Regions from separate parts of the Homo sapiens genome. Here region 2 is linked to region 1. A link is a loop called in an ENCODE intact Hi-C map of the cell type or tissue named here. Cell type or tissue: endothelial cell of umbilical vein. All regions are shown on one strand. Each heading gives the region's core, and the rest is flanking DNA. Links, peaks and the distances in the headings are about the cores only. Region 1 has its middle 42 kb from the start of LINC01036. Region 2 overlaps LINC01035 (long intergenic non-protein coding RNA 1035).

Region 1 (16,055 bases), core at 5,237-13,236:
TTAAATAGCAATAACATCTTAGTCACTTTGCAAATACCATTAAAAGGAAGCATCTCACATAGCAAAAATAAAGCATAACATTATTTAAAAATTAAATGATAAGTTGGAGAATTTTGCAGCATCAAAAATAAGGGACTCATAAATCAAAAGGAAAATGGATTATACCAGGAAAAATATGAGCAAAAGACATGAGCTGGTAAATGAGAAAAGAAAAAAATACAAATGGTCAGTAAGTACACAAGAAGATATTCACCATCATAAGTAAATAAAAGTTTGCTATTTGTAGGATTAGCAATTTTTAAAAATGACTATATTGGTAATATGATGCTTCCATTTGAAATGTCCCAAATGACATTAGAAATGGGATAAGTATTATAGCATATGTATATACATATACATATGTATATGAGAGTATAGCACATCTATAAAATGAAATATTTAGCCATTAAAAATAATGTTATAGTGAGTATTAATTGAAACTATTATCCAAGGAAAAAATCCAAGTTATATCCAAGTTATGGATAATGAGAGCCTGAATATATAAATGGACAATGGCCAGCCCATATACAACAACAGAATTCTGACCCACTACCTATAAACCACCCGCCTGGGAAGATAGACTACAATCTCTGCAGCAAATAATTTGAAACAACGAGGGTTTTGTTAATGACTGTCTTTTCTTTTTCTTCTTCTTCTTCCTCTTCTTCTTCTTCTTCTTCTTCCTCTTCTTCTTTCTTCTTCTTCTTCTTCCTCTTCTTCTTTCTTCTTCCTCTTCTTCTTTCTTCTTCTTTCTTCTTCCTCTTCTTCTTTCTTCTTCTTCTTCCTCTTCTTCTTTCTTCTTCTTCTTCCTCTTCCTCTTCTTCTTTCTTCTTCTTCTTCTTCCTCTTCCTCCTCCTCCTCTTCTTCCTCTTCCTCTTCTTCTTCTCTCTCTGACTCTATACACATCTTTGTCTGTGCTTCTAGCTTTGAACCATCCAGAGAAAGTCAAATATGTTTCACTAACTAATCACATAATATGCCCAGCTTCTAGTTAGCCCTCTTCCAGCTTCCCCATGCCAAAAAGCTTCAATCAGAGCATACCTAAAACTTTTTCCCACTACAAAGCTTTCCCACTCCTCTCCTTCCCTTTGAGTCTCTGCCAAATGCAAGTGACAGTGGCTGAGTCCCTTGCTATAGCAAACTGAATAAATAGCCTCTGTTTGTTCTCATTTGGGAGATCTTTGATTGTTTCCACAATATCATAATAGTATGTAAACTTCGTGGGTGTTTGTGTGAGCAAGATCTGTTTCTGAGTGTAAGCCTGAGGAAATTTCTGAAAGATAGTCACTAAGATATTAAACTTAGTTATCTTTTGGAGGTGAGGTGCAGGGCTATTTTTACTTTAACATATTTTGCATTTGCATTTTTCAATGAGCACATACAGTTTATGTAAATAGAAACAAAATCATCATAAGTGTACAAATAAGTTTATCATTATGTTTAATATTGTTAGACTAAAAATCATGTATATAAAACATATTTCTATCCATATATGAGGTATGTGATGGTATTCGGTTGGTTGGACTTTTCCTTTTCTCAATCATTCTCTAAAGGTAAATTTTCCATATTGGGTGTCCGAAAAGTTTTAGTCTGATGAATATTCTTTAAATATGAAAAATAGACTAGTTGAGAAATATATTTTTAATTATACAAATGATTAATATGTGTTAACCATAAGGGGACTCTCTGATTCAATAGTCTCCATTATTCAGCCATAACTCAAATAGCTATTATCATTCCAGAGCTAGAAAAAAATCCCCTTAGATTAATAAACATAAATCTTTATGGTCATCAATTTCCCCTGATGTTTCTTTAACAAAGGCCAGAAAGATTAGATTTTTGAAGGGAGCATTGCTCATTTCTGTCAACATCTGATTATTTATCCTCCTTAGTTAAACAAAACCCTGGTTATGACAAAGGCTAAACTTTGAATAAATCTGCAAATTTAAATTATACAGCTGAGGGAGACAAGAAAGCATAAATAATAGGGCCAACTTTTTTCACCTGAGCAGAATCTTGTTCTTCCTAATTAAAGGTGATGCTACTGAGCCAGTCACAGGAGGAAATATGCTTAATCTATTTCGAGGCAATGAGTTTCTGCTGTTGCATCTATCCTTTATTTCCTGGTCTCCCTTTTGACCTTTTCATCCACAGCACATGGGACAGGTACTAGGGTCCCATGAGAAAGACAAATGGCCAAAAAACACAGATCTTACAGAACTTACATTCCATTCTGCACCATTGCGTTTTGATTTTCATATTGATAATATTGTCATGAGGACTAAACAAATATATATATGTGTGTGTGTTTATAGGAGTATACATATATGTATGTATATCTGTGTATAAATCTGTATATATATACACGTGCAAAGTATTTAGAAGGCAGGCATCCTTTAGCCAAACATTACGTATATAATAATTACTGCTATTGTTTCATGTTCCAAATTATTTTGCAATTAACTCTGATATACGCTAACATATGACCAGTATGTTCCCTTTTCTCAGCTTGGAGTACAGAACAAGACTCTATTTCCTTTACTGTTAAAATTATAGTAATTTTTTAACTCTAATGAATTAATACAGTATTTAATACTACAGGGCCTCCTACTGCAAATTGCCAGGATCCCACACAGTTGCTTGTGCTGGTCCAAGAATCAGTCTTCCTGTGGCTTCCTCATGGCAGGAGAACTCAGCTGTGCCAGCAAAACCATCGCCTGCAAACATTGACCCTAAGTAGCCCTGTGTGCCGGGCCTGGTTCCTCTGCACTAAGCCCAAGTCTGGTTTCACAGCCATAAGCAGCTTATGGGAACAGGTTAGCGCAAGTCTCCATCTGCCTCAGGAATCCTCTAAGGTAGCAGAGGTCACTACCAAGACAAAATTTTCCCTCCCCAAACCACCACAAAGGACAAAAGCTTAATTACAAAGAGCTACTCTAAACGTCCTTTCTACACCAAAGAGATTCTTCCCCTAAAGTAAAACAAAAAATTCAATTCTGAAGCCCCAAAGCAGGGAGCAAATTTTAAATGATGGCACAGAGGTTTAACATAAATAAATCAATTGACGATTAGAAAAATGAATAAATGAAGTGAGGAGTAAAGTAAAATGTGGGACGTAACTTTCCACCGAGTAACCTGATACACGTGTATCTTGGTTGACAAGAAAAATATTAAACGAGGCTCATTCTTCTCCATTGTTCTGTCTTATATGTTGTAGATATGTCAGTCAGGTAAAAAAACTATGGATATTTATGCCTTTTGGTGGAAAAGGGATTATTTCCAGTTTGCATATTTCCTGCAAATGTCTGTATTAGAGTTCTCCAGAGGGACAGAACTAACAGGAGAGAGAAGGAGAGAGATATATAGGAGTTTATTAGGGAGAATTGGCTCACAGGTTTACAAGATGAAGTCCTCTAAATGATAGGCCATCTGCAAGCTGGGGAAAGAGAGAAGCTGGTGTTCGCTCAGTGCAAGTCGGAATGCCTGAAAACCAGGGAAGCGGAGAGTGCAGCCTGCAGTCTGTGGCTGAAGGCCCAAAAGCCCCCGGGAAGCCACTGCTGCAGTTCTCAGAGTCCAAGACCAAAGAACCTAGAGTCTGATGTCCAAGAGCAGGAGGAGCAGAAGTAAACACCCAGCAAGGAAAGAAGTCTCAGCAAGCAAAAGAATCCTACCTTCTTCTGCCTGCTTTGGTCTAGCCGTGAGGCAGCCGATTGGATGGTGCCCACTCACATTGAGGGTGGGTCTTCGTCTCCCAGTTCACTGACTCAAATGTCAATCTCCTCTGGTAATGCCCTCACAGACACACCCAGAAACAATGCTTTAACAGCCACCTAGGCATTCTTTAATCCAATCAAGTTGATACCTAATATTAACCATTACAATGTCTTCCACAATCTTAGGAATGGTTCGTTCCTTCCTTATCATTGCATTTTTAAACACACCCGTTGCCCAAGCTGTATCCTCATCCCAACCTCACAGAAGTGTTGTGAAATTATTCGATTTACCTGTTTTGAAATATCTTGCTCATTTCCTCAATAATTTTAATATTCTGAAGGACAGATCTCTATTTCCATTTCTTTGTATACTTCTCACTTTTTGAAGTGTTCACCATGAAACTAATTAATTTGTTTAATTTCTGATTTCAGTGTGTGTCCCAAAGTCACAGTTTTGTGCCTAAAAACACAACAGCTGTTTTCATTGATAAAAGCATGTCAAAATGCACTGGCCACACTGATCTATTTCCAAGTTTATAAGCACAACTAGAAAACTGCAGCCAGTTCATTCAATGTGAGCATCTTGATGTTCCTGAAGTTCAGCTTTGCTAATTCGATCTGCTGGTATTGTATTTATTTCAAACCAATGCCTGAACAAGTATCACACAAGCTGAACTCAATTATCAGTTGGAGAGATACTCTCCTCCCTTATCCCCTCTTGGTAATCTAGTCATATGCTCAACTCTGTACTCTCCTTCTCAATGTAGGATCAGTTCCGGGGTCTAGATATAGGGAAGCAGCTGGCCAGAATTTTTCCCTTTGCCCGTTCACACTTCTGAGTCCTTCTCTGTCCGATGTTAAAGATGAACAAGAGTACTTCCCAATCCATTAGCCCTCCAAGCTTGCCTTAGCACGAAGCCCTGGGGCAGAGAACATGTTGTGGTAACAGCAGGATAATGGAAACGAGACTTGAAGACAGGTATGAAACTTTGTAAATGCTAATTCTTTTAAACCAATTCTTTCTTCTTCAATGGCTCAGCTATGTCATTAAACAAAAAGACTGGGATGGTTACAGTCTCCCCATCCCCCTCTTAAGGGTGACAATGAAGACTATCTTTTTGTGCTTGCCTGTGAAGATTTCAGCTACCTAATGAATTCCTTTGAAGTGAAAGCTTGTCTTTCTTCACTTTGTTATCTATTTTCTTGATGAAGGTAATCCTTGGAAAATAATTTAAGTAAGTCTTGAATAGTAGTGATTTTTAAAGGCTTTTGCTGAATATTTGTGTAGCTAAAATAGTTGCCATTAAAAATTCAGGAAAGGGTCATGGAGATTTGGCCTTGGCAAGTTCCTCTTCGCCTTTATTCAAGGATGATGGAAAATAACAACAACAACAACAAAACAAACCCAGAATGTTCATATGGCTGCATGTAACCAATGAGAGAAAAATAATACAGGACATAGTAGACATGACTGGGGTGCAGACACTTATTAGATACTCACTATGTTGGTATGGTATCTTCTCAAATGCACCCTTTCTGTTAAAGTATAGGAGAACACGGGTTATATTTGAGACTGAGTGATTTGATCATTGCGTTTGCTTTGGGCATCAAGGGAAGACAATTTGCATTGTTGGGAGGAGGGTGTCCACACATCAGACTCTAGCACTAGGATGTAACTTCCGAGAAACTCTGAATGGGGAGAGATTTTTGATATCTGTTTTGCCCTGCAACAGGCTGGGATGGGGATTTGCTCATTTCTGTGTCAGATCCAACAATAGATTTGATATCCTCTAGGCCTCAAGAAATAATAAACACAAAGATAACTAAAGTAACTCTCACACAGCTTTTTGAAAACCCAAAACAGTATAACCATTAAAACTTTCAAGAAATCTAGGATCCGCTGCACTGAGTATTAATCAGGTACTTATGTCACATAGATGTCTAAACTAAATTAGCATTTTTATAGATATAGATAGTTTTGGTTTCTTTTTAGTTGAGGTCACACTTTTTCTATTATTCAAGGGACACACTTCTGGATATCAGGATGGATGGGCATAAAGTATAAAGCATATGAAAATGTTTTTTCAAAACTTTACTATTATTCAACCCAAGAGATGATATAATATCTTGTCATTTTTCTCAGTAGATTAAAAAGAAAAATGACCAATGTTTTCTCTAGTAAATTATTTCAAAAGGATTTAATCAGTCTCTCTGAAGTATTAAGATGTATTATGTCATACCTGGCAGAGAGATCCCTGAGACCCTTTTAAACCACCCTTAGTACATTTTGTGACTTTTGTTACAATAGCTTGAGTATTGTTATTGACTTGTTTTTTTTCTGGTAACACCGCTGAAACGTTCCACAGGCCAAATGTATTCATTTGGTTTATCCCCAGATAGATGCAGTAAACAGGTGCCTTATATCAAAATGACAATGTATCTCTCATGGGCTATACTTGCTGGTGTAGGTATTTTTTGTTTTAAAAGCTAATAATAAAAGCTCTTCTCTGAAATGCAAGACCCATATATAAATTAAGCATAGCTATAGGGTGAGTGTCTTTGAATTATCAGTGAAAGGATATTTTAATATAAATTTAAAACATTTTAGTTTGCAAAAAAAGTACTGAGTTGCATCAAAAATTAATTAATTAGAAAAACAAGTAATAACAAATCAAACTAAAAGATGGCAAGAAGATTTTATAACACACAATTTAAAAATAAAGCACAAAAGAGGAATTACAAATTTCTGTTAAAACATTATTTGTACTTATATGAGTTGACAGCCATTGGAAAAAAAAATGAACCAACTTCTCAAATGAGGATTTTCACCTTGAACTAAAAATCTACTCCTTATAACTAGTTTACCTCTCTCAATAAATGATCAGACCTCCTATATATGAACATATTACTGCTTTATATATATGGTTATATCCGTAACAAGACACTCTAAAGGTATGTATTTTGAGAGGAAAATAAGCCTACCTCAAACTAGAAATATTTTGTACAGCAAAGGAGACAACTAACAGGGTGAAAAGGCAACCTACAGAATGGGAGAAAGTATTTGCAAATCCTATAACTGAGAAGGGGTTAATTCCCAAAATATATAAGAAAACTCTTACAACTCAACAGCAAAAATACAAAACAAAACAAAAAAACCACCTAATAACTAGATTAAAGTAATGGACTAAAGGTTTAAATAGACATTTCTCCAAAGAAGACATACAGGTAGCCAACAGGTATATGAAAGGATGTTCAACCGCACTAATATAATGAGGGAAATTCAAATCAAAGTCACAAAGAGATATCATCTCACATCTGTTAGGTTATCAATTATATATATAAAAAAGACAACAAGTGAGGATGTGGAGAATTTGGAAACCTTGTACACTATAGGTGGGAATGCAAGATGGTGCAGCTGCTATGAAAAGCAGGATGGAGTTTCCTCAAAAAATTCAAAATATGATCCAGTAATCTCAATTTGGGGTATTTATTTAAAAGAATGGAAATCAGGGTCTTGCAGTGATATTAGCACTTCCATGTTCATTGCAGCACTATTCACAATAGTCAAGAAGTAGAAACAACCTACATGTCTATGGAAAGTTAAGTGGATAAAGAAAATGTATATAAATACAAAGGCATATTATTCAGTTTTTAACAAAGAAGAAAATTTTGTAATGAGAAAACATAGATGACTCTTAAGAACACTATGCTGTATGAAGTAAGCCAGTCACAGAATAACAGATGCTTCATGATTCCACTTCTATGAGATATCTAAAAAAGTCAAAATCATGGCATCAAAAAGTGGATTAGTGGTTGCCAGAGGCTGGGGAGATAAATCAAGTGCTAATTAATGAGCATAAAGTTTCAGTTAAATAAGATAGGTAAGTTGTAGAGATCTGCTGTTCAGCACTGTGCCTATGGTCAGCAATACTTCAGATTTCCTATTAAGTGTTCTTAGCACAATAAAATTTTTAAAAATTAAAAAAATATATATTGTAGTCACTCTGACATGCATTTAAGGGTACAGTTTTTGGTTCAGGTATTAGAAATTTATATATCGGTTTTGCATTGTATATTTTCTTTAATGATAAATGACAAAGACAGTTTCTGAAAACAATGCTGCTGATGAATTTGACAAGCCATGGCTATAAAGAGCAAAATTAGCATGGATTTGCCTGTTCAGCGCTGGATTCACTCATCTCAACATAAAAACACATTTACCCTGTTATTCTCCTTCCTCACCAGTGTAGCAGGTATGAACCTAATCATACAAACTGAAAGGTACAAAAAAGTAATTTTTGCATAAGTCTTTCTACTCAGTGCTTCCATTCCACCAGGAGTAACTGAATTTTATTATCAGTTAATCTCCTTCCCCTAACATATATATGTACTTTAATATACTTTATCTTGAGTTGTTTCTAATCTTTTGGAATTTATGCATTAGCAGTCTCCAGAGAAGCAGAACCATAGGATGTTTTAAAATATTATATGTTATATATAATATATACATATTTATATATGTGTTATATATGTTTACATATTATGTATTGGTTCCAAGGCCTCCTGGGAATATCAAAATCTATGGATGCTCATGTCCCTGATACAAAATGCCAGAGTAACTGCGTGTAACCTATGCACACCCTCTGGTGTACTTTAAATCATCTCTAGTTTGCTTATAATACCTAATACAGTGTACATACTATGTAAATAATAGTTACACTGTACCGTTTAGGGAATAATGACAAGAAAAAGTGCATATGTGTTAAGTAGAGAAGCAATACTCTTTTTGAATATTTTCAATTCAAGTTTGGTTGATTCCACAGATGTGGAACCTACCAATGTGAAGTGCTGGCTGTATGTGTTTATGTGTTTTTGAGTGTGTGTGTGTGTGTGTGTGTGTGTCTTGTCCCTTCTCTGCGTGTATGTCTCAATTGTAGTAAAAGTAAAGGAAAAGTAGAATATATAATTTTCATTTATTCTGTAAAGTAAACATACCATCTTTGAAAATAGTGAGCTAAGAGGGAAATAGCTTCAAATCTATAACAAAATTACTTAGGAGGCTTCTAGCCATTTCGAAGCTCTCTTGATCATTACTGAAGCTTATTTGGTGGCTTCTTTCTGTTATCCTGATTCCCCATACCATGGTAGGAATCAAGTCTCTCTAAAGTTTAACCTGTGCTCCCTGAGGGATGCTTCTTGAAGGCTCATGTGCTCCTGGAACTTTTGATGACTGTATAAGCAAAGGCAGGGTTTTTTTTTTTTAGGTGTCCACCAGATGTCACTGTTCACCAGAAAAACGTGACTAACGCTGCAGCATTGAAACAAACAGGTGTTAATAATGATTTGATTCTTAAAATAGAAAAGGAAAAAAATAAAAAAAAAAAACAAGTAGATCTACATTACAACCCGATCTTAGGCAGGAAGTAAAAACTTTCTTTACTTTAGGCTAGAAAATGATCATCCTTTAGGAGCTTTTAATTTCACTAACATTTTACCCCTATTAGGAGACAGGGCAGGTGCTTCTAGTCACAACTATTTAGTGATAGACCACTGAAAGCTAGAACCTGGGTTCTACCCTAGGCCTTGTAATCAGAACATCAATGTTACTGGTCAAGTTCCTTAAACAATTCGTCTTCATTTCTTTTCCTATAAAACAAGAAGTCAGATATTCCCACCAGTCAAAAAATATTATAATCTTGCTTCAAAAACTTTAGATAAATACCTTCTCAAGGTTACCATTTCTTGAGTCTGCACTATAACCCAAGTCCTTTTTTACTCCTTAACACAAGCCAGAGTGCACTAGCACATGAAGCATTCCCTGGGCTGCTTCATTCAACATGAAAAAATAAGAGTCCCACTGACCATATTACCTTCTGCAGCCATTTTTCTTTCTATTGTCCAACAATATGTTTTCAGTTTAAATGTTTACAGTTTAAAAATAGAACTATGTAGGATTTATTAAAATATTTTTTGCTCTGATATTTATTTATGTTTGGGAAAACTGACTTGGCTTACTTTTAAATAAATTTCTTAATAAAACAAAATATAATAGATATATGCATATACATATATGAATAAGAAAATGAATACATATACCTACCATTCGGCTTTACAAAGTAGAACACCTTTTGTACCTCTTTACCCAAATAAATTTAGTCATTTATTTCACCAAGATCATTTAAGAACTAAATTTGCTGCACCAAAGTAAAGACTTTTCTCCTAACGAAAGGTTATTTCTTTCTGGATTTTAGCTTTTAGTAGCTTCATACTCTTAGTTCACCCACAAGCCTCAGAAGACAAGCAGAGGCAATAATGTGTCCCTATAGGCTCCCATCCCATTCTTTTTCTCCTCTTTGAGAGAAAAATTAAGTTCATACTGAAACTGCATTTTTTCTACTGCCTGTAATCTTTTATTTATTCAAAATTATAATAGATTGTAATTCTCATCTATGTTAAAATACAAATTAGTTCATTTTTCGGGGAACCTTGAGGCAGAGAGTAGAGCAATAAGAAAAGAGGAAGGTTTCATGGCTCACATCTGTAATCCCAGCACTTTGGGAGGCCGAGGTGGGCGGATCACGAAGTCAGGAGATCAAGACCATCCTGGCTAACACGGCGAAACCCTGTCTCTGCCAAAAATACAAAAAATTAGCTGGGCATGGTGGCACGCACCTGTAGTCCCAGCTACTCAGGAGGCTGAGGCAAGAGAATCACTTGAACCCGGGAGGTATAGGTTGCCGTGAGCCAAGATCGCGCCATTGCACTCCAGCCTGGGCGACAGAGCGAGACTCTGTCTCAAAAAAAAAAAAAAAAAAAAAAGAAAGAAAGAAAAAGAAAAAAGGAAAGAGGAAGCTCTCATAGTGACCCAGAGAGGAGAAAGCGCTAATGGGAATTTTCTAAGCAGGAAAATTTCTGAACCTAGAATGTGTAAATGTAACATTTGAATTTATCATCATGAGCTTTCAATTGGGGCTTATACTGTGTGAAGGTGGCATTCTGGGGTGAGAAGAGCCTAGGGCAGCAATAGAGCCAGACAAAAAACAGAGAGATAATTCAGATGAAGAAGGGATCTGAGTAAGAAATGATGGGGAACAATGTAAGCTCCCTGTTTCTCAGTCTATTTAAGGTAGTTTTATGAGTCATTTAAATTTAAACATTATTAAAAAGGTTTTCCTCAGTGTAAGAGTTGAAGAAAGAAGACTGAAACATGAAAAGTGGCTCAACAGTCAAAGACAGGTTTCTTTTGGAGAATAAACATGAGAGGGGCTTCTGGCCAAGTTAGGTCAGGAGCCTTCTCTCTTACAGACTAAGGGTATTTAAGGGTTCAGGGGCTCATGAGGAGGGGATGCCTTATCCTCCTAGGGTCCCACGGTTCAGTTAGGACCAGGTGTGCTGTCTGTATATAGCAGAGTTTTCATCAGCTCTCACCCCATTCCCAGACCACATCAGCCAACTTTTAGTCTGTGTCTCTTTGTCTTGCTTATCTGGGAGGGAGAGGTTTTGTGTCTGCTCCCATACATTTTCCTGTAGCTTCAGGCATCCCCGCAGTCCCCTCCCCACCTGCTCACCTGCCGTAGTCTGCTTTTAGCTTACCTATCTTAGTGCACCTAAAGGGAAAGGAATGTGCTTATTAGGGCCCACTGTTTTACTGGGGCCCACTGTATAAGTGTGAAGTTTGGTGATTACTCAAGAGACTTTCCCCCCTCCTTCTGTGCCCAAGCTGTCGTATCTGTGTTTTACTGTCTGCTTTTTCTGGCTGCTTGTTGTTAGAAGAGAAGTGATCTCCTTGAAATGCATGAAGTTAGAAAGGGAGCTGGTACTTAAATTGGTGGTGTTTGTCCAAGATGACGGTGCTCCTGCTCTGTCACCCAGCACACTGGAAGATTTCAGATACCCAGAAAGCTGATATCCAAGCTACAGATATGCATAAATAGAACATGCATTTATTGGAAATACCAGAGTGTTTTTTCAAGTGCACACACATGAATGATAAGGTTCACTAATAAAAGCTTTTTGATTCTCTAGGAAACTCATTCTTTGAGCTTCTTTGTGATTTGGTTTCATTCCTTCTGTAGAACTTCTTGGCAAACCTGGAAGGTCAGGGGCATTTGTCTGATTGTTTTAAGCCAGAAAATAAGTTAAACAGTGCATGTCTCAGTTGCTGGCCGCTTTGGCAGCCTCCAAACCAATAATCTCTGCCACCCTTCCAAAGGGTTAAGAACAAGACCATGCTGGAAACTGAGCAGCAATTACATACTGATTGGGAAAATTGCCAGTCATTCCTGGTCTCTGACCCTCTGTACATGGTGTCCAGCTACTTCGCCTTTGAAATTTATACCTTAATCATCCTTCACATTTGACAGTGTTCTAAATTTTTAAAAGCACATTTAAATGCATTATTTCTCTTGGATATTATCCCTACTGCAGACCTAGATTGCTAGGGAAGATAAAATCAACTGTGTTTTGCACATGGGAATCTAGGATAAAGAAAGATAAAACTTCTTGTTTGAGGTCATACAAAACTCAGAGAAAACCTGTATTTCCTGTCTCTAACACAGGTGAGTGTTTAGAACCAGGAAGCTACTTTCTGTCTCTTCACTTCATTACTGAGATTATAACTCACCGAGCCCAAATACCTCTAAGTCCAAAATCAGAGCTATCACTGTTTCCCCTTTCTATCTGCTCTTGCTATGTCTTTTTTTTTTTTTGTCTTTATGCCCTGCGAAATAAGCTCCAGGAAAGTTAGAATAAAATGATGAATTAGTTATTTCTGCAACATAAATAGTGAAATTTGTGATGGGACTTTGAGTCCAACTTCCAAGTTTCCTCCTTAAATAGAAACTTCAGGAATATTATTCACAGAGTTACATGAAATATCACAAATCCAGGTCTATGTGAAATGCTAACTTAGCATTTTCCCAAGTGTGATATTAATGAGTATATTATATTACAAAAAATGATTCCATGTTCAAATTAGTCAAAGTCCTGTGTCAAAGGACCTGCCCCAGTATCTCATATGTGTATATTACTCAGTGATAAGCAGGATGATTAAGGAGTATATTTCCCTAACTTGCTTTCCCACCGAAATATTTTTTAGATAATTTTTTCAGTCCAGATTATTCTGTGTGGGAAGCTAAATTAGAGAAAAGAATGTTGCAATGTCTCCAGTACTTTTTCTTTGTATCATTCTTTCTAAGGAGTTACTGCAGTTTTATGTATTTCAGAATGAAATCAAATGAGAGCTGTATAAAATCTTCAGATAAATTTTGATTAATTGTTTTAATATCTAAAATACACAAAAATTTACTTTTTCTTGATTTGTTAAAGAAATAAAGTGAAGAAATTTAATTTGTAGTATGTGTTTGTGCAAGTCACAAATAGCCCAAACTGTATAGGTTGAACATGGCAGAGTTCTAGTACTCACTGAGGATAAGAAAAAGAATAAAAATGGAAAGGGGAAGTTCACAGAAAACATGTAATTTTCTCCACTATTCTCAGTGGAAAGGCTGCATCCTAAACGATCAGAAATCCTGGTGGGCCTGTTTGCTCCTCCAGCTTCTCTCTGGTCAAGATTGAATTTCCCAATAGTTCAAGACGCTGACTGGGAGCTTATGTTTCTCTCTACAGCTTGCCTTGCACTGATTCTGGAAGCAAATTGAAGATGTCCATTCCCAGATAGAACATATCAGGTTATATTGCAAGCTCAGTGTATCTTTGAAAGGCAATGCTTTAGCTCCTACTTCTCCGGGACTCTTAACAACTGGTGCAGTTATGAAAAGAAACAAAATCACAATCATTTTACTGACATCACATGTGGTGGCAATTAGTCTTAATTCCAAACATTTTTCTAGGACTTTGAAATTTTCAAAGCACTTTCACTTAATCTGAACTCTCATTTCCAATTCATAAGAAGTTATGCACAAGGCATAAGTAATGATATTCTTTTTGCAAGAGATCCAATGACTTGTGCAAAAGAATGTATATCCAAGAGGGGCCAGATCCATGATCTCTGTCTCTCTGTTCAGTGTTTTATTTTTCTTTGTTTTTTCATTACATATACCAACCTACTTCTTGGAATGAGGCACCATTTCTAAGGTAATATCATAATAAATATTTTGGTTACTAGTTTTGACAGTTACTGGGCTAAGCTCTGACTTAAAGACACAATAAACTATATTTACATGTCTCTAGAACTGTGTTAAGAACTTTGTATCAACTTTATATAACAATCATTGAAATTTGTACCATTTTCCTTATATATATATATTAAACTTACATTATTTTTTAAATTCAGGCATTATTACACAAAATAATTTTTTTTGAGACAGGATCTTGCTCTGTTGTCCAGGCTGGAGTGCAGTGACACAGTCTTGGCTCACTGCAGCCTCAACCTCCTGGGCTCAAGCGATCCTCCTGTCTCAACCTCCCCTGTAGCTGGGACCACAGGTGTGTGCCACCATATCTGACTAATTTTTTGATTTTTTTGCAGATGGAGTCTCACATCGTTGCCCGGGGTGGTCTCAAACTCCTAGGCTTCCTCCCAAAGTGTTGGGATGGATTACAAGTGTTAGCCATCACACCTGGCCACAAAATAATCTTAACTATTTGGTTTGGAGTGCCTTGGCAATTGCATATATCCATGTAACCATCACCCAAAACAAGATATAGAATATGTCCATCCTCCCACAGTGTTGTCCTGGACCTCTTTGTGGTTGATTTTCACTCCTCACAACTCTAGACAAACCATTTTTAATTTCTATTACCTTAGATGTTCTTGGGCATCACATTATTATAACCATGGATTATATGCTGTTTGTTCAGGCTTCTCTCATTCAATATTTTTTGATATTTTTTCATGTGATGTGTATTATGGTTTGTTCCTTTTAATTAATGAATAGCATTTCATTGTATTAATAGATCATAAGTTATTTATCTAGTATCCTATTAGTGAACATTTTGATTGTTTCTGCTTTTGACTATTATGAATAAGGCGTCTTTGAACATTCTTGTACCAGCATTTTTGTGGATATATATTTTCACTTTTTTCAGTAAACACCAGCATTAGAATTTCTATGTCATAGGTAGGTATATGTTTAATCTTATAAGAACATGATATTTTTCCATTCCACATTTCCTCCAGAAGCAATGGGTGAAAATTCTGGTTGCCCCAAATCTCCACCCAATTTGATGCTGTCAGTTTATTTAATTTGAATGATTTTGCAAGGTACAGAATGGCATCTTCTTGAAGTTTTACTTTTAGTTTCCCTGGTGATTAATACTGTTGAGAAACTTTACAGGGTCTAGTAGTTATCTGTTTATCTTCTTTTGTAAAATGAGTGTTTAAGATTTTAGTTTAGTATTTTTTCCATTTTTTAATTTATTGTTGATTTTGAAGAGATTTTTTGTGTATTTTATATACAAATCATTTGTCAGATATGTGTTGCAAAAACTTTTTCCTAGTGTGTGGTTTCCCTGTTATAATTATCTTAATGGTATATTTTAATGTGCAATGATTTTTAATTTAATGAAATCCAATTTATCATTTACTTTTTTTATGGTTTGCACTTCTGCAGTTCTGTTTTAAAATTCTTTGTCAACTCCAAGGTTTTGAAGATACTCATCTAAGTAACTTTTTAGAAGCTTTATAGTTCTGCTTTATGTTTAGGTTCATGGTGTATGTTAACTTGTTTTTCGTGTATGAAATCAGGTAGGGTCAAGTCTCATTTCTTTTTCACATTAGGATATTTATCTATTCCAGCACTATTTGTTAAAACGTTACATTCCCCCACTGAATTGTTTTGCTGCCTTTCACTAATTTCAGCTGATTTTATATGTGTGCATCTCTTTATGAACTTTCTATTCCATTGTATTGATTTTTATTTGTCCATCCTTTTCACAATACCACGCCATCTTGATTACTGTATTATTATAGTAACTCTTAACATCAGGCTGCAATGTAAGCTTTCCAACCTTGTTTTTATTTTGCAAAATTGTTTTTATGATTCTAGATCCTTTGAATTTCCATATACGTTTTAGAATTGGCTTGTCTCTTTCCACACAAAAATATCATGCTGATATTTATTTGGGGTTGTGATAAGTGTATAGATAATTTTGGAAAAGAATAGATATCTTAACAGTATGGTGTCCTCTAGTACATGAGCATTGGATAGCTAACAATTTATGTTTTATTCATTTTTTCTCAGCATTGTTTTCTACTTTTCAGAGCATATATTTTTATAATGTTATTGTAAATTATGTATATTATTAGATTTTATTTTCCAAGTATTTGCTACTAGTATATGG
Region 2 (16,055 bases), core at 3,330-11,329, 1.9 Mb after region 1:
GATCAACTGTATCAAATGCTGCTGATAAACCAAGTCAAATGGACTGAGAAATTCTCATTTCATTTAGTGTGAACATACTTAGAGCAATGTTGGTGGACTTTAGAGTGATAATAGAATGTTTTAAAACTAATAAAAACCCAAGAGCATAACAATTAATGGCATAGAGAAAGAGAGGAAAATTGTCAAAAATATTCTTTGGTAGAAAAAAGGGCACCTATACTTACATGAAAATAAAAGGGTCATATATCTAGAACCTCTGACAGTTATTCACAGTAATAATGAGAAAGCAAAATATGTGACTATAGATCCCCGTAGTATGCTAGATACATATAATGGATAGGTTCCACAGTAAAACAGGAAATAAGGTTATTAGCTTAGGGTAACTTGGGATTATGGATGTGACATATTAAGGATTTGAGAAGAAACAGTATGAAACAGAAAGCAGCCATTAAAAAGAATGAGATCATGTTCTCTGCAGGGACATGGATGGATCCGGAGGCCACTATCCTTAGCAAACTAACGCAGGAACAGAAAACCAAATACCAGTGTTCTTACTTATAAGTGGGAGCTAAATTATGAGAACACATGGGTACATAGAAGGGAACATGACACATTGAGGTCATTTGGAGGGTAGAGGGTGGAAGGAGGGAGAGAATCAGGAAAAATAACTAATGGGTACTAGGCTTAATACCTGGTTGATGAAATATGTGTACAATAAACCCCCATGACACAAGTTTGCCTATGTAACAAACCTGCACATGTACCCCTGGACTTAAAATAAAAGTTAAAAAAATGAATTTTAAAAAGAAAATAGTCATTTCAAAGAGAAGGACAATTCATTCATTGCCCTTCTCTTTGAAATAACTGATAGAGAAATTTGTAAGTCTTTCATTGACATTATGTTTTGTGAAAGCTAATCATCATATTTGTGTGTTTTTCTACAGCCATTTCAAGTTTGGTGGATAGGTAGGGTACAATTAGAACATTGCCAATGCTGTCATTTAGGGAATATAGTAAAAGGAGAAGCAAGCATAGGAGGTGAAGAGGTACACAAGAAAATGCTGGCAATAGAACATGGAATTTAATCAGGGAAAGAAGGAGATCAAGAAAATAATGAGAAATAGTGAGAAATTAGTATAATAAATATGTTTATGCACATTATTTCTGTTTATTTCAAATTTTGTCATTTGTTGACTTAATTCCTAAGTAAATAATTGAGTCATGGTAAAATTTTGCTGAATTAATAATATGACCATTTATAAAATATTTTAATAAAATATATGTAATTTAACAAATAATATTTATTTTAGATTATTAATAATATACCAATACAATTAAAATAAAATATAAACAAACTCATAAATAAAATTTTGAGGAATATTTAAAAATTCACATTTAGTAAGAATTAATCTAGCAATCTTAGAATATTTGTAGAAATCTAAAAATATCAGCAACACCAGACATATTGCATGTAGAAGACAACTTTGATTTGTTTGACAGATAGTTACGGTTGGAGCTCTTCCCAGAGTATTCTGATTTGTGCATGTGAATCCAATCTAAATTAGTGGAGGTCTGACATAATTGCAACTGAGTATGAATTAATGTTCACTGCTTCAGGGAAAGATTTGAAAATATGTGTATTAAAGGGTAACATATTGCTAATGATCATTATTTATTCAATGCCACTTATTTTATACAGGAAGAAATGAATAATACTGCTGAAAGACATAGATTATCCTAGGACTGGGCAAACCTTTATTGTCAGAAGTTTCCAGGAACTCATTCTGAAAGTCATAGAGTTAAAATAATTCTCAGATTTTTCTGAGAGGCAAGGGATATATTTGTCCCACAGTAATAATTTCTTAATGCTTCATCCCTCATTTTGTCTTCTTCCATTTTCTCCATACATATTCCAAACACTTAAAGGATAAGAAAAGCAACCTGATTCCTAAATAGAAAGTATAAATTAAAAATAAAATTTCAATATGATCCAATTTTAAACTGTAAAATCAAATAAATGCATTAAGCATAGGTAAAGTTTTATTAAAGTTCAAGGGTACCTACAAAGCCATTTGTAATCATAGTTTTTTCTACAATTTATATTAAATACGGTTGCATCTGAGTGTATCTGATTTGGAATACAATATACAGGAAGAAAAAGTCTTTCAAATAAAGTATATAATAAGAATCCCTATTGAAAGTATTAATTTGGTTTAATTACCAGCAGTTATTTTTTAAAGTCTAATGTCTAGAATTATTCGTATTTTATAAACATGCATTGATAATGTGTTACTTGAAAAGTAACAATCTGATGTTACCTTTAGATATAGTACAATAGATTCTAGGGCTAACCTTTCTACTTTGAGTATGTACTTCCTGAAGCTATAAAAATTAGATTACTTAAAAATAAAGACTAAAAAATTAGATAAGAAAGTGGGAATTGAGTTATTTGATAACTTACATGGCTATTCCTTCCACTGGAGAAATCTCTAAAGGGAAATAATGAGATCAGTTTGATTTCTGGCATTGAAATATCTTATACTTCACTACTTTTGTCCTAAAATTCTGTTTATAAAATTTAGATCCTTGTGCTTTTATTATATTGCACATATGCAGCTGAGAAAACATTTTAGTATTTTACAGTCCAATGATACAAATTTGGGGCTACATGCTTTGCAGACTTATAAAACAGGTGTCTTCTTTTGTTGAGGCTGTTATAACAAAATATCTTAGGAGTTATTTATAAACAACATAAATTTATTGGTCACAGTTCTAAAGGTTGGGAAGTCTAAGATCCAGGTACCAGCAGATTCAATCTAGTGAGAACTCACTCTGTGCTTCAAAGAATGCACCTTCTGTCTGTGTACTCACATGGCAGAAAGGGCAAACAAGCTCCCTCAAGCCTCTTGTTATCAGGGCACTAATCCCATTCATGAGGGAATTCAAATTCATATGAATTTCATATGAATATGAATCTCAGTGGGTTTCAACATGTGAATTTGAGTGGGACGTAAACATTCGAACCATAGCAATAGACACATTTAATTTCTATAAGTTTTATAAAGCTAGCAAAAATGCAAGAAACTATCAAAATATATGGATTTCTGTATAAGAATAAAATTAACTGATATGTCTATATATTTATAAATATATATATGACTACTATAGCGTTAGTTAATTTGACCATTTATGTAGAATTTTTGTGCTGAGAGTGGCTATCTCTTTGAAATTTAGTGTATTATAATAATTAAAAGTTATGTAAGTGCTACAGAATATATCTATTGGGCAGTATATTAATAAGTCATTTGTGAGATTAAAATTAGTATTGTAATGGATTCTTCTTTTTGGTAGAACTCACTGTAGATTAACTTGAGCACTTTATGGTGAATATTGGAATGATGAAAATATTCCAGAAATAATTTTTAGTATAAAATAAAAAATATTTCAAAAATCTATGATTGGGATATTTTCAAATGGCTAGTAGAACTGGAGCCAAACCCATTCCATTGACTAAGAATTTTTGTTTCCTTGGCTAAAATTTTATTATAATGTAGACCACCAGTCAATTATACCATAATTTCTAAATGTTTCCCCCTACCCAGCATCACAGACTTCAAATTAAATTACCAAATTACCCAAACTTTTTTTGACCTGCTAAAATTTTCACCTACATAAAAGCAAACTACCACTGGATATCTAAGTTTAAAAAAGTAGAACTATTCAGTACTAGTTTCATGCAGTTGTTATATTTTCTTTATAATTAATTATGCAACATATAATTCAAAACAGTTTAAAAGTATTAGCACAAAAACCAAGTTAGCAAAATATATCTGGATTTAAAGCTCTTAAAATTCGCACAATATTTTCTTGTCATGATACAATTTTTTTTAAATTACACGTGAAAAGATCAAAGAGCATGTGTGTATTTATAAACAACACAAAGTCTTAATATCACTCAGTAAGATGATTGGTCACCTTGTTCACAACCATGTAGTATTAGTGTAGCAATAGACCCAATTGAAATGCAAGGAAATAAATGCCCATGCAAAAAATAAATAATACAAAGTTCATCAAGATGTTGAAATCATTCATTACAAATGCACTGTAATAGGGGTATTTAAAGTGCATCGTATTTGTGACTAAGACTTTCTGGATACAGGAGACTTTGCCTCCAAATTATACTTACATCACTCATAATCTGATTTTGTCATTGGTGTAGTCCAAAAAATATTGTTAGAAATATGTGAAAGATCCATTGAGTACAATATTTATTTCCATAATAAGTCCTAATGGAATTACGAAGGACAACTCAGGATACAGAATATATTCAAGATAACTCAGTAGAAAAATAAGTATCTGAGTCTCATAGTTAGGAATAGAACTGATTTCTTTTTAATTTAGATATTCAGTGGTCATTTGCCGCTACTCATTAACAAATGTTAATTGTGGTATAATGAGACATAGGCACTTTTCATAAAAATATATCCAGATGTACTGAAATGACTGCTTTCAGCAATTTTTTCTTGAAAATGACACATTTTCTGTAACCAAACAGAAATCAAAAAATTGGAAACCATCCCCTACTAAAATTATGTATGTATTTTAAACATCATATACGTACATGAATAAGTTCAAGAGAAATTCGGGTATGTATTTTCCTATTCACTATACAATTTACAAAGGACTTTTTACATACATGATCTAATTAATCTTTGTGAGATAAACAATATTATTTATACTTTACAAGTGTGCTGAGAAAAACTGAATGAAAATAAATCACAAAATTATTAAATATTTGAATCATATAGTTGTTAGGTCATTTCATTCCATTGCTGCTGAAATAGTTAACTTTAATAATCACAAAATGATTTATGCTTCGAGACGAGGCTTTGAAACATAATGAGATCCTGTCTCTACAAAAAATAAAATATTAGGTGAGCATGGTGGCACATGCCTGTTGTCCTAGCTACTTGGGAGACTGAGGCAAGAGGATCAACTGAACCCAGGAGATTGAGGCTGCAGTGAGCTATAATCAACGACATTCTACTCCAGCCTTGATGACAAGGCGAGAATCTATCTCTAAACAAACATAATAAAAATAAATTTAAAAAGTAATAATAAAAAACAAGTGATATTAGTTAATATTGCTAATTACAATTCTATTTAGATATATTCACATTTCTAGACTTGGGGAAAATATTTGAAAGTCTGAGATAATTCCTCTCTTTTACTAGTTTTTACCTCTCATCTATTAGTCATTCTAATTCATTCATGCCAATACTTTTTACTCTTTCATTCAATAAATAGTTCTACAGTATATTCTAGAGATTGCCCTGGCTTTTAGGGCTATAGGAGTAAATAACCAGATATTGTTTTTGTCCTAGTATTATTAACTCTTAACAAGAATACAGGTACCAAATTACTCTGAGAAGAGACTGAATAATGGCCCTGAATGATGCACATCCTAATCCTTGGGACCTGTGAATACTGTATATAATCCTACATGGCCAAAGGGACTTTGTAGATGTGAGTAGGTTAAGGATCATGAGATACAAAACTTATCCTGAATCATTCTGGTGGGCCTGATGTAATACAAGGGTAATTATAATATAGAAGGTGATGTGATAATGGGGACAGAGAGAGAAAACATCATGTAATGCGGTATCGTGAGCCAAGGAATGAGTACAGTACCCATCATAGAAAAGTCAAGAAAACAGATTCTCCCCTGATATTCCAAAAGAAAACAGCCCTACACCCATTTTAATTTTAAGCCAGTGAAACTAGATTTCAACCTAACATTGGTCTAACATCAAAACAAAAAAGGTCAAGTGGCCTGCAAAATATTGTGAACTCTGATTTTATGTTGGAGAATTTAAGAAATGTACTTAAATTTTACAATTATTAATTAGAAAGACTTAAATAGAAACTTGATTTTTCTAAAACCAAGTCAATTGTTCTTACTTCTTTCCTGCACTTTTTATTTTGACAACTTAATGTGCATTCAACGTTGTCTAGCATTCTAAAATACATTAATTATGTCACTCTTGCAGATAAGGATGCACGGTAAAGTGTCTGAAATAAAACAAGCAATAAGTTTTAAAATTTATCCCGTGTTAGAATAGTATAAAATATGTTTACCTACTAATGGATGATCACTTCTATTTTTCTTCCTAACATTATCTTAGCCAGTGTTCACCTACTGAAAAATTATCTACTGTCCTTTATGTGTATTAAAAATCCATATGTGTACAATTGTCATACAATTGCTATGGTAGAAGTAGCAATGTTATTTAGTATACAAATAAAATGATTTTAAAAAGCACAAAATCGCCACAAAAACGTACGTCTTTATATAAATTCCAGAATGTCAGTTATCAATTTATTCCTTTATCATGATTTATACATAATTTTGGTCGTTACACTGCAGTGATTAAGCATAGAAACTTTGACTTCAGGATTTCCACAGTGGAATGTTGGCTTTCCTACTTACTGGGTTTGTTTTTCTATTACTGCTGTCACAAATTACAGCAAACTTAGTGGTTTGCAGGAATACAAATTTAATACCTTACAGTTCTGTAGCCTGACATGTGCCTCACTAGGCTAAAAAGGTGTTTACAGATCTCTGCTCTTTATAGGGGGTTGTAGGGAAGAATCTATTTTGTTGCGTTTGCTAGTTTCACATTTCTTGTTTGGTGTCTTTCTTTCTCCCTCTTCAAAGCCAGCAATGGCTGGTCCAGAGTTTCTCACACCGAATCACTCTGGCTCTCAATCTCTTACCTTTCTCTTCCACTTTTAAGGACCCTTGTAATTATATTGGGGCCAGGTAGATTATCCAAGATAATCTATATATTTTAATGCCAACTGATTAGCATGTTTATTTCCATCTGCATGCAGCCTTAATTTCCCTTTGCAATGTAAGGTGACATATTCTAACATGGACATTTTTTGAGTGTGTGTGTGTGGGGGGGAGGATTATTCTTTCTATAACAAAAAGTGACTTTTAAAGTTATTTACATCAGAGTTTAACTTGAAGATTTGACATGATATGTGGTACTTATAAATATCTCTGTAAATATTATTAGTCATAATCATTTTAAGTTTGATGTAGGAATACTTTTTGTAGAATTTTTTTATTATCATACTTTAAGTTCTGGGGTACATGTGCAGAACGTAAAGTTTTTTTGCATAGATATACACATGCAATGCTTAAATTGTAAAATTCCCTTTGCCATTACATGAAGTTTTCTGCTCAGTCTTAAGAAGTAGAACTATGCAAAATTTCATGATATGTGCATAAATACTCTTAATTTTATAAAAGTTATGTTTTCAGGTTTGTAAAATAATCATGGAACAAAACTGAATATTACAAATATAGTATTATATATACCATAAAGTCCCAATAAAATAGCTTTTCTTTACTTGATCAATTTTCTTTCGCCAACTTTTCCAAAAAATACCCCTAGGACCAAGTTCTAGGGTGACTATAGGTCTTCTTTACATCCTATACACATCGAAATACACACTTATGTATCTTAAATAATACTTATTTACCTAATTTAACATTAACATTATGAATTTGGGTGACAGCATATACATACAATTTTATATTTGTTTTTAGAAAGACAAATTATATAACATTTTATTTAACTTTTACAAATGGAGACTTTGTAATGTGTCTTACAGATGTTTATTTTTAAATACAAGTGGGATGTGATTAAACATTTTGGGAAAGTATTATCAGAATACATTTGGACAGTGTTCCATTCCCATTTCATAATTAGTAATGAAACAGTTATAAAAGCTGCTCCCCTCACCACTATGTCCCCACCTTAGTGAGAGATCTGTGACAATTTCATAACTTCCATTCTTACTAAGCTATTGTGGCACAAAGAACAACTTGTAACATTTCTTTCAGGAGAAAGGAATGCTTATCACAAAGTAAAGCACCTCCTGAGTCAGCCTATTCAGGCAGATTTGCTGCCACGTTTATTAAATTCCTGAGGGTTTTATTCCTCAAGTTATTACTCTCAAGTGTATGAGCAAGAAAAGGCCAGAACCTATAGGACCTTAATGTGTCTGTTCGTGTAAATGTTTACTAAAATTAAGAACAATACAGTAAGTCAAAGCAGGGTGTCTGGTGGCTTTCCATTTTTTTCTGTCTCCTCGGTGTCCCCTGGTGGCTAAGCAAGATTGGAGTTCAGATCCCGTTTTTGACACCAGTTTTTGACTTTGTGTCAATAACTTAATATTTCTGGAGATTTTTTACAGTGAAGGGGCTATAATAACACTGAAATGATAATCTTGTTGTGGGTTTAAATGAAATTATCTATCACATATTATTTTAGAGGGCCTGACCCAATGCAGGCTTTCAATGCATTGTAAGTTTATTAGCACTTTTTCCAATGGTTATTTTTCTGTTCTACTATTTTCCATTTAATCTTTCTATTTTGACACAGGATTTATCTAAATTTTATCAACCTCACTCAAAAACAGGACTCCCTATGTGATATTTATCACTGGTTGCAAGCTCAATTTTAAAAGTTAAAAAAAAAAAAAGATATTGTGGAAAAATGTAAGACAAATAAATGAAACAAATTTCCACATTTTTTCCTGTTTTCTTATGGTCTGTTAGACATAAGCCCTGTCTTAGTCACATTGAAAATTTGCTTCATCAAAGTATTACTTATAATTAAATAACTTCAATCTATCAACATAAATGAACCCAATATCAACTTAACTTGACTTAATTTTATATTATCACTGGAAGATCAAAGAATTTTGTACAAATCAGCAAATAGGAAGACCAAGTCAAATTTAGCTTATTTCCACACTAACACAAAACCTTTCCTGCAAAACTTTCTGTTGCTTAAAAAGGCCAGAGCTTTTTAAATGAACATGTGCATCCTAAACCATCCATTCCAGTGAGGAGGAGGAGGGCATAGTTCAGGGAGTAGGTTTTCAATTAACAAATTGATGCCAGATCTGGACCAAGAGAACAACACTTTTATATTAACATATTATGACATGAGACCTTCAATAATGAGTTGGCCAGGACCTCATTTTTATATCTCAATGAAATAGCTCACAGAATAGCGTGCTACTTCCATGATTATGATAAGCAATAATTATAGGATTGGGTTTTTAAAGTTTGTATGGTAAGAGCAATACATATACTGGGCTAGAGAGGAATAAGTGAAAAGGTCTCTTGAGAAAAGCTTCACTTTATTTTGAACTTCATTATGCACTTGCCACTGATGGGAAGTTAAAAAGATTTTTTTAGCTTGCAGTGCACCACAGGTTAACAGACGATGTGATATTGGCTCAATTATATATTTCATCATCAATCCTAATATTATGACACAGAAACAGGTGGGCGAGAATGTGGCAGCATTCATTTTTATTATACAATTTCTATGTTATTTATTGTAATATAGTGATTATTGCAAATGCCATTTCATATAGTTTAGCATTATCACTAAATATGTGACATTTTCTCAAAAACAGAGTAAGGGCACAGCTAGAATTTATTAATAGCATACTAAAATATTCATTTCTTCCTTTTTATTAAAGTATTTTTTGTCACTCACAATGATTTAATAAAATGAAAAAACTTTTCTTGAGTCATGGAAAAAGAGCAATAATTTTAGTTTTAATTCCACAACGAGCTATTGAGCAACCATTTGGTTCCAGTTGTATACAGGGAACTAAATTGGCAAAATAAACAGACAATATAGTCTCCAACTCACTGTACCATCAAATCAAATATTAGCTTTGTGACACAAGCCAAATTATTTAACAAATCTAAGCTTTAATTTTCCCACATGCTAAGTATTCAATTAAAATGTATGTTCAATAAGGTTTACTAATATGATAAAAGATAATGCTATATTATAAAACACTGTTTTTTTTATTCTATTCTCCCTCTGTTTTCTCATTCTATTATTTTGTGCAGTAATATTGATTTGGCACATGAAATGCCCAAAATGGCTATTAAGCTGTCTTCACTTCTGATTCACTGGGTCCATGGTTGAAGCATTTCACCCTTGGATCCCAGATATTTTAAATCCATTGTGCCCCAAAGCATGAGGACAAAAATTAACATTTTTGAAGTAGATAATGAGGTGTGTTGGTGAAATGAGCCACTTATATCTACATCTTTTGATTCTTGAACCAATGCATTTTTTTTTTTTACTGAAGGAAATCCTCCCCCAAATATTGACTGTTGTTTTCAGACACGCTGATACTGCATCCTGTAGATACCCCAACCCTTAGAATGTTGTCCCCATTCTAGGCATGAAATTGAGTCTTCATCAGACCATTCAACATTTCTATCAAGCTCACTGCTTCTGGGTGATGGGGCTCTCTGAAAGACCAGTGGATTCTACTTATATTGGCACATTTCTTCATAATAAAATAAAACTTTGTGTGTATTATCCAATAACAGAAAAGACATTTTCTAAGTCTACAATGATGATGTTAGCAAAGTCAGTAGGCAGAGAACACAAATCCATAACTGGAAGTGTGACTCTTGCTATGGGCACAACGCACTGCTCTTCCCATGACAGGAAGGATCAAATGTAATCAATGCACCAGCTAGTAACTTGCTGAGACACATTGTGTGCACTGGTATAAAAATAACTTCCTGAGATTGAGGGTAAAGAATCCTGATTTGTATTTTTCATTGATTCCATTCTCACCATGGTGAATTTCATGCTACCAACGTGATATCACTAAAAATAAAAATGAGAAGAGAAAGGTACAATTTGCTTTTGAGATCTGGCAGGAGCTAGTTACAGCACACCACTGCGCTTGGCAGTTTTGTAAGTTCAGTTGCAGCAGTAGCTATATCAAGTATAGTTAGGGGAAGACCTTTTAAAAAATATTTTTGGAGACTATCCCTGTGCTTCTCAAATAAATAAGCAACCAATTCCAGAATTCATCTTGAGTATCACTTTCCTGGGGCATGAAGAGCATGCAAAAGGGTAAATAGGGATGTATAGGGCAAATAGAAAACATCAGGAACATATAGAATGCCTAACTACATCTAGTAGTGAGTGATTTAGGATGGGACTCTGAGCAATATGACTCAAAAGTCCATCATCTAAAACCATACCTCATTTATTTCATCAAGGCCCTATAAAATATTAAATATAATTTAATAATCCCTGAGATGTATATGGATATAGATATACATGTAAATATATGTTTATAAAGGTGATGCAACTTATCTGGAGTAGTATAAAAATGTATGGTTCAATACATTCTAGCACACAGTGACTTCTATGCTATACAAAACGTAAGGTCCCATATCGTCAAAGTGTTCTGTTTGCTGTTATGGCTACTCTGAATGCCAGGTGGGTAGGGACAAATTTGTGGCACTAGTGATTATTCTGGTGTTGCTTGTTTAGAAACGTGAAACATAAATATACTGTGGATTAATAGAGGGGTCCAAGTTAGATTAGATAAATTTTAAAAAATAAAATATATTGACATTTATGAACTTCAAGAAAAACGATATATTCAGCAGTTTAAATTGGGCAAGTTTATATCTCTAAGATTGCTTGAAATATCTAGCTCTGGTAAAGACAAAATATTACCCAGTATCTACTAATAAAGTTTTAGTCTTGAGTATTAAACTTATCCTAAATAAATATAATTCCCTTTGGTTGTTTTAGATTCTTTACAAATTTGTGAAATGCTCCTTTAGTAAACCATGCTACATTATTATTCATCCCAACTCACAAAGCTAAAGGAAAAAAAAATTAGAACACCAAAGGACCAAAATTAGTCAAATAGCTTCACAGAGACTTTTATTCCATACTAAATACAATGTTCTAACACACCTTAAGAATTGGTCACCTTCCTTTCTGCCCTTTCTCCGCATTGTGAAATTTTAACTGTGTGATCTCTCTGTCTTTGTCTTGAGTTATTGGCTGTGAATTGTATCTTCATTTTAGTGACAATTGATAGACCAGGGGAGGGGCTGCAGCCAATAGTTGAACCTCTGTGGGGGAACTGCAAAGATGAGGGAGTGACCTGAGTTGTTAATTACATTCCTGAGAGCAGAGGACAGAGCTCCTGGTTGATGACAAAAGCTTTTCCCTGATTTTCTAGAAGTTAATCCAGTTAGATAAGACCTTGCCTTTGCAATATTATTAGACCTAGGAAGAAAGTACAGACAACTCTATTACAGAAGCCAACATGCGATACGGAAAGTCTGAAAATTATCAAAACAGTGACGTAAGATTTACATGCATTATTAATTTCCCTTAGGCTCAAACATTATTAATTTGTAAGTAGTCTTGAAGTTCATCACTTAATAATATAAATAAGACATTATTGTCAATTCTGAGCATTAGAGGAAAAAATGGCAACATCATAGGATACTGCTTGTAAAGCTGGGATACTACTTACAAGCTTTAGCTTCTCCACAATATAAAGTAAAATACACTTTTAATTAAAATCATTTTAACATAGGAAAATGCACTTCTTTCATGTTTTAAGAATAGAAACAAAAGATACCCTCAAAAATATTATTGATTTTTTTCTACTATGTGATTTCTTGATTATAATTTTGATTTATTCATGTAATTTTATGTCATTGTATTACATGTCAAAATTTCAAATGTGGGTCACTTTTACTACAGGAATAAAGTTGACTTGATTAATATTATTTTTACTGAAGAAGTAGGAATGTAAAAGCAGGCACTGCAATTGTTGACATGTAATCAATGTTGTTTCAGAAACAGCTTATGTTTGGAAAAAAAGAACGCAATAATTTTGTACTAAAATTTAGAAAAGTGGTGAGAATAAGTTATGTATTTTATTTTAGATAGTTTTTCAAGAATGGAAAATGTTTTTCACAATTCTCCTATTTCGCTTTGTAATTGATACTGGGATATAAGCAACATGATAACTTTAGCCATGAAAAGGGTATGAATAAACATGCCTATTTACATATGTATATTTATTTGTATATGTGTGTTTGTTATATGTGTTTACTTTTATTATTATTTTAGCATAATTTCAGAGCAAAAATAATTGTCAAATGCATAGTACAAATATCCCAATTTGATTTCTAACAGTAAATATTCTGTGATTTAAGAAATATATGATGTTATTTCTAAAACTATAAGCTGCTTAGGAAATGAGAATCAAATGAAACAAACAAATCATTATTACTTTGGGCTTTCAGGGTAGCTGTGCTAATAAATCATTATTTTATTTGTATTATGTGTTCCAATTTCTTTTTATTTTCATGTTCTCTATGTTCATTGACATTCTTCTGCATCAAGGAAGAAATTAAACTAAAATACTCAACAAATATTTATTACACTTGCTTCTAATCATCCACTTTACTTTCTTTCCTCTTTTCTCCTGCAATTCTTAGGTTCAAAAATCTGCCTTAAATATGCTGACTATATATGATAATAAGTGAATATTTTCTTCCTCATATCTTTGACTCAATATTTTTGCATCATATTTATCTAGTCATTTGAAGTTATAACTCTAAATGTTGAACAACTTCCATAAACATAAAATCTTACTGGAAAATAGAATGAACCAGTCATCTGGTTAAATTAGGTCTGTCTTCATTGTTCCCAAGAATGACATTATAGTCTTTATTTCTTTTTTATTTTGCCAACACTGTCATAGTTTCCTTCCTTATTTACATTTGTACAAATCTCAAGTCCTGCTGTCTCTATGAGGTTTCACTAACATGAGTTCAAACTATTTTCTTTCATTTTGCATGAATAAAATATATGGAGCAGTTTGACATTTGCTTATATACCTTTATACAGTTCTTTTTCTCCTATGCATTCATTGTTACTGGATTAATGCTCAATTAGCTCTGGTTTCTCATGGAATAACTTCAATGTTAAGATTTAGTTATTCAGATAACATTTATTCTGCACCAAATAATGAATCCCATAGCGAACTAAACATATAGATAAGGTACAGTTTCTGAGCTCAAGAAGTTTATAATCTAATAAAATACCATTTTAAATATCTTCTTATTATCAGATAGAAACTAAATGAGTATATAGAAAGAAGTAAGTAAATCAGTTGATGTTTGCAAGAGTTTAAAAAATGTGTATTAAGGTTAATGTCTAAATATAATGTATCATAAAAACATACAAACATAGGGATAAAATATTTTGGATCTTGCATGGAGATGAATTTATTCATCAAAGAGCATACATGTATTCATCTTTTATTTCTGAAATAAGTGTATATACCTTAAGTTTTCTGAAACCTTTAGATGGGAGTTTTGCTTGACTTACAACGTCAACTGTGAGACATCTCAGAAATTGTGTTAGAAAAGACACTTTTGATAAAATTAGGACTTTTTCTGGGTGACTTCGGGGAGGATCCAAGGAATCAAGAGCTTGTATTAAGTTGAATGATGTCAGGGTATCTCAGTAAATGTTCCCTCTGTAGAGGGCAGACTAGGGTCAAGGTAAACTATAATTAGTAAATAGGCATCAGTCAACCATTCATATTATCCCTGAGAGATGTTTATTGTTTTGTGTCTTAGAAAATGTTTACATTTTTTATTGTTGCTCAGACAGGATCACAGAGTGCTCCTGTTATCTTTTCCTGTCCCGGTCACAGAGTGATCTTTTCTGATTGGATGCTCTGTAGATCTAACTTCAATAGGAGAACACCGAAGTCTAGCTGAAGTATTAGGCCAGCTCCTGAATGTCAGGGGCTGCTTTTCTCATTCTCAGTAATGGAGCTTAAGGGAGTAAAATTACTTTTATTTTGATTGCTAGAAGCTGTACATGGATCACACTGCATATGAAACATCAGGATGCTCAAAAGTGAATCAGGGGCCGGGCGCGGTGGCTCATACCTGTAATCCCAGAGCTTTGGGAGGCCGAGGCGGGCAGATCACTTGAGGTGGGGAGTTCGAGACCAGCCTGGCCAACATGTTGAAACCCCATCTCTACTAAAAATACAAAAATTAGCCAGATATGATGGTGAACGCCTGTAATCCCAGCTACTCGGGAGGCAGAGGCATGAGAATCACTTGAACCTGGGAGGCGGGGATTGCAGTGTACCGAGATTGTACCACTGCACTCCAGCCTGGGTGACAGAGCGAGACTCAGTCTCAAAAGTAAATAAATAAATAAATAAAATAAGAAATAAAAATAAAAGACATAGTGAATCAGACTTTATCTTGGAGATACAGGTAGAAGATTATTTTGGCGGTGGTTAAAAAAAGGCATTCATTTAAAAATATATTAGAAATAGATATAATTCATGAGTAATTGGTTGTACTAATGTTGTTGCTGTAATTTTATTTAATTTTTGTTTAATACAGGGTAAAAGTCAGAGATTCATTATAATTTTAAGCCTTCATAACATAATTGTATATTTACAAATCTTTCTTCTTACAGACTTTTATACAAACTCATTCAAGATGTGGAAACAACTGGCAATGGATTCAACAGCTCAGATTTAATATGTTTTTTGTTTTGGTATATTATAACATAGAGTTAGCCATTGAAAATGAATTTCTTCCTAAAGGCAAATTGCTGTTTTGATGCTTGAAATCAAATCTGGCATTGCATTTATGTAGTGTGGCTTATTATTCTAACATTTGGAATGAGAAAACTGAGGCAGCAGGCTGTTATATGTTTTGCCTGAAGACTTGATGAACTGCAAAAACCTATTACTGTTATGTTTTATATGCTGAGCCCTGTTTCACAATTTCAGTTATTAAAAGAAAAGATTTTCAAAACTATTACTATTTTTTAATGACAACTAGTTGAATTAGTAAAATGAACAAATAGTCTGTGACTGTACAACCATAAGTAAATATTTTCCTGTGCTCAATTTGTTTGTATGTACAGAAGCAGCTTAATGAGAAAGCATATTTAAAATCATGCACATTATTTATTTTCTTTGATAGGATATATATAACTTTACAATTTAATATTTTTCACCATCCATTAAGTATCTTGTGTTGAAAATCTTAGAACAAGTGATCACATTTTGCTAGATACCATGATTTGAAGATGAATATTTTCACATTTTACCTTTTTTCA

Evidence for each region. Hi-C counts contacts between places; a loop is a spot of excess contacts. Peaks named below come from ENCODE experiments on the same cell type or tissue, not always from the same donor. Only the 100,000 strongest peaks of a DNase experiment are listed, where the experiment ranks them.
Region 2: it touches region 1 in a loop (19-fold over the local background); 4 of 110 quality-filtered maps call a loop at or near these places.

What each region holds. Positions count from the first base shown.
Region 1 is chr1:187,042,776-187,058,830 of GRCh38, forward strand. No RefSeq gene overlaps it. Among named protein-coding and RNA genes, the nearest start is that of LINC01036, 42 kb to the right of the region's middle. RefSeq lists an enhancer at 4,296-4,963. In endothelial cell of umbilical vein, for the core only: a CTCF peak has its summit at 9,010 (motif pointing right); a DNase peak (open chromatin) is centred at 9,046.
Region 2 is chr1:188,930,179-188,946,233 of GRCh38, forward strand. The region is part of intron 1 of LINC01035 (long intergenic non-protein coding RNA 1035); the gene reads left to right. Among named protein-coding and RNA genes, the nearest start is that of LINC01035, 33 kb to the left of the region's middle. In endothelial cell of umbilical vein, for the core only: a CTCF peak has its summit at 8,179 (motif pointing left); a DNase peak (open chromatin) is centred at 8,043; H3K27ac peaks cover 244 bases.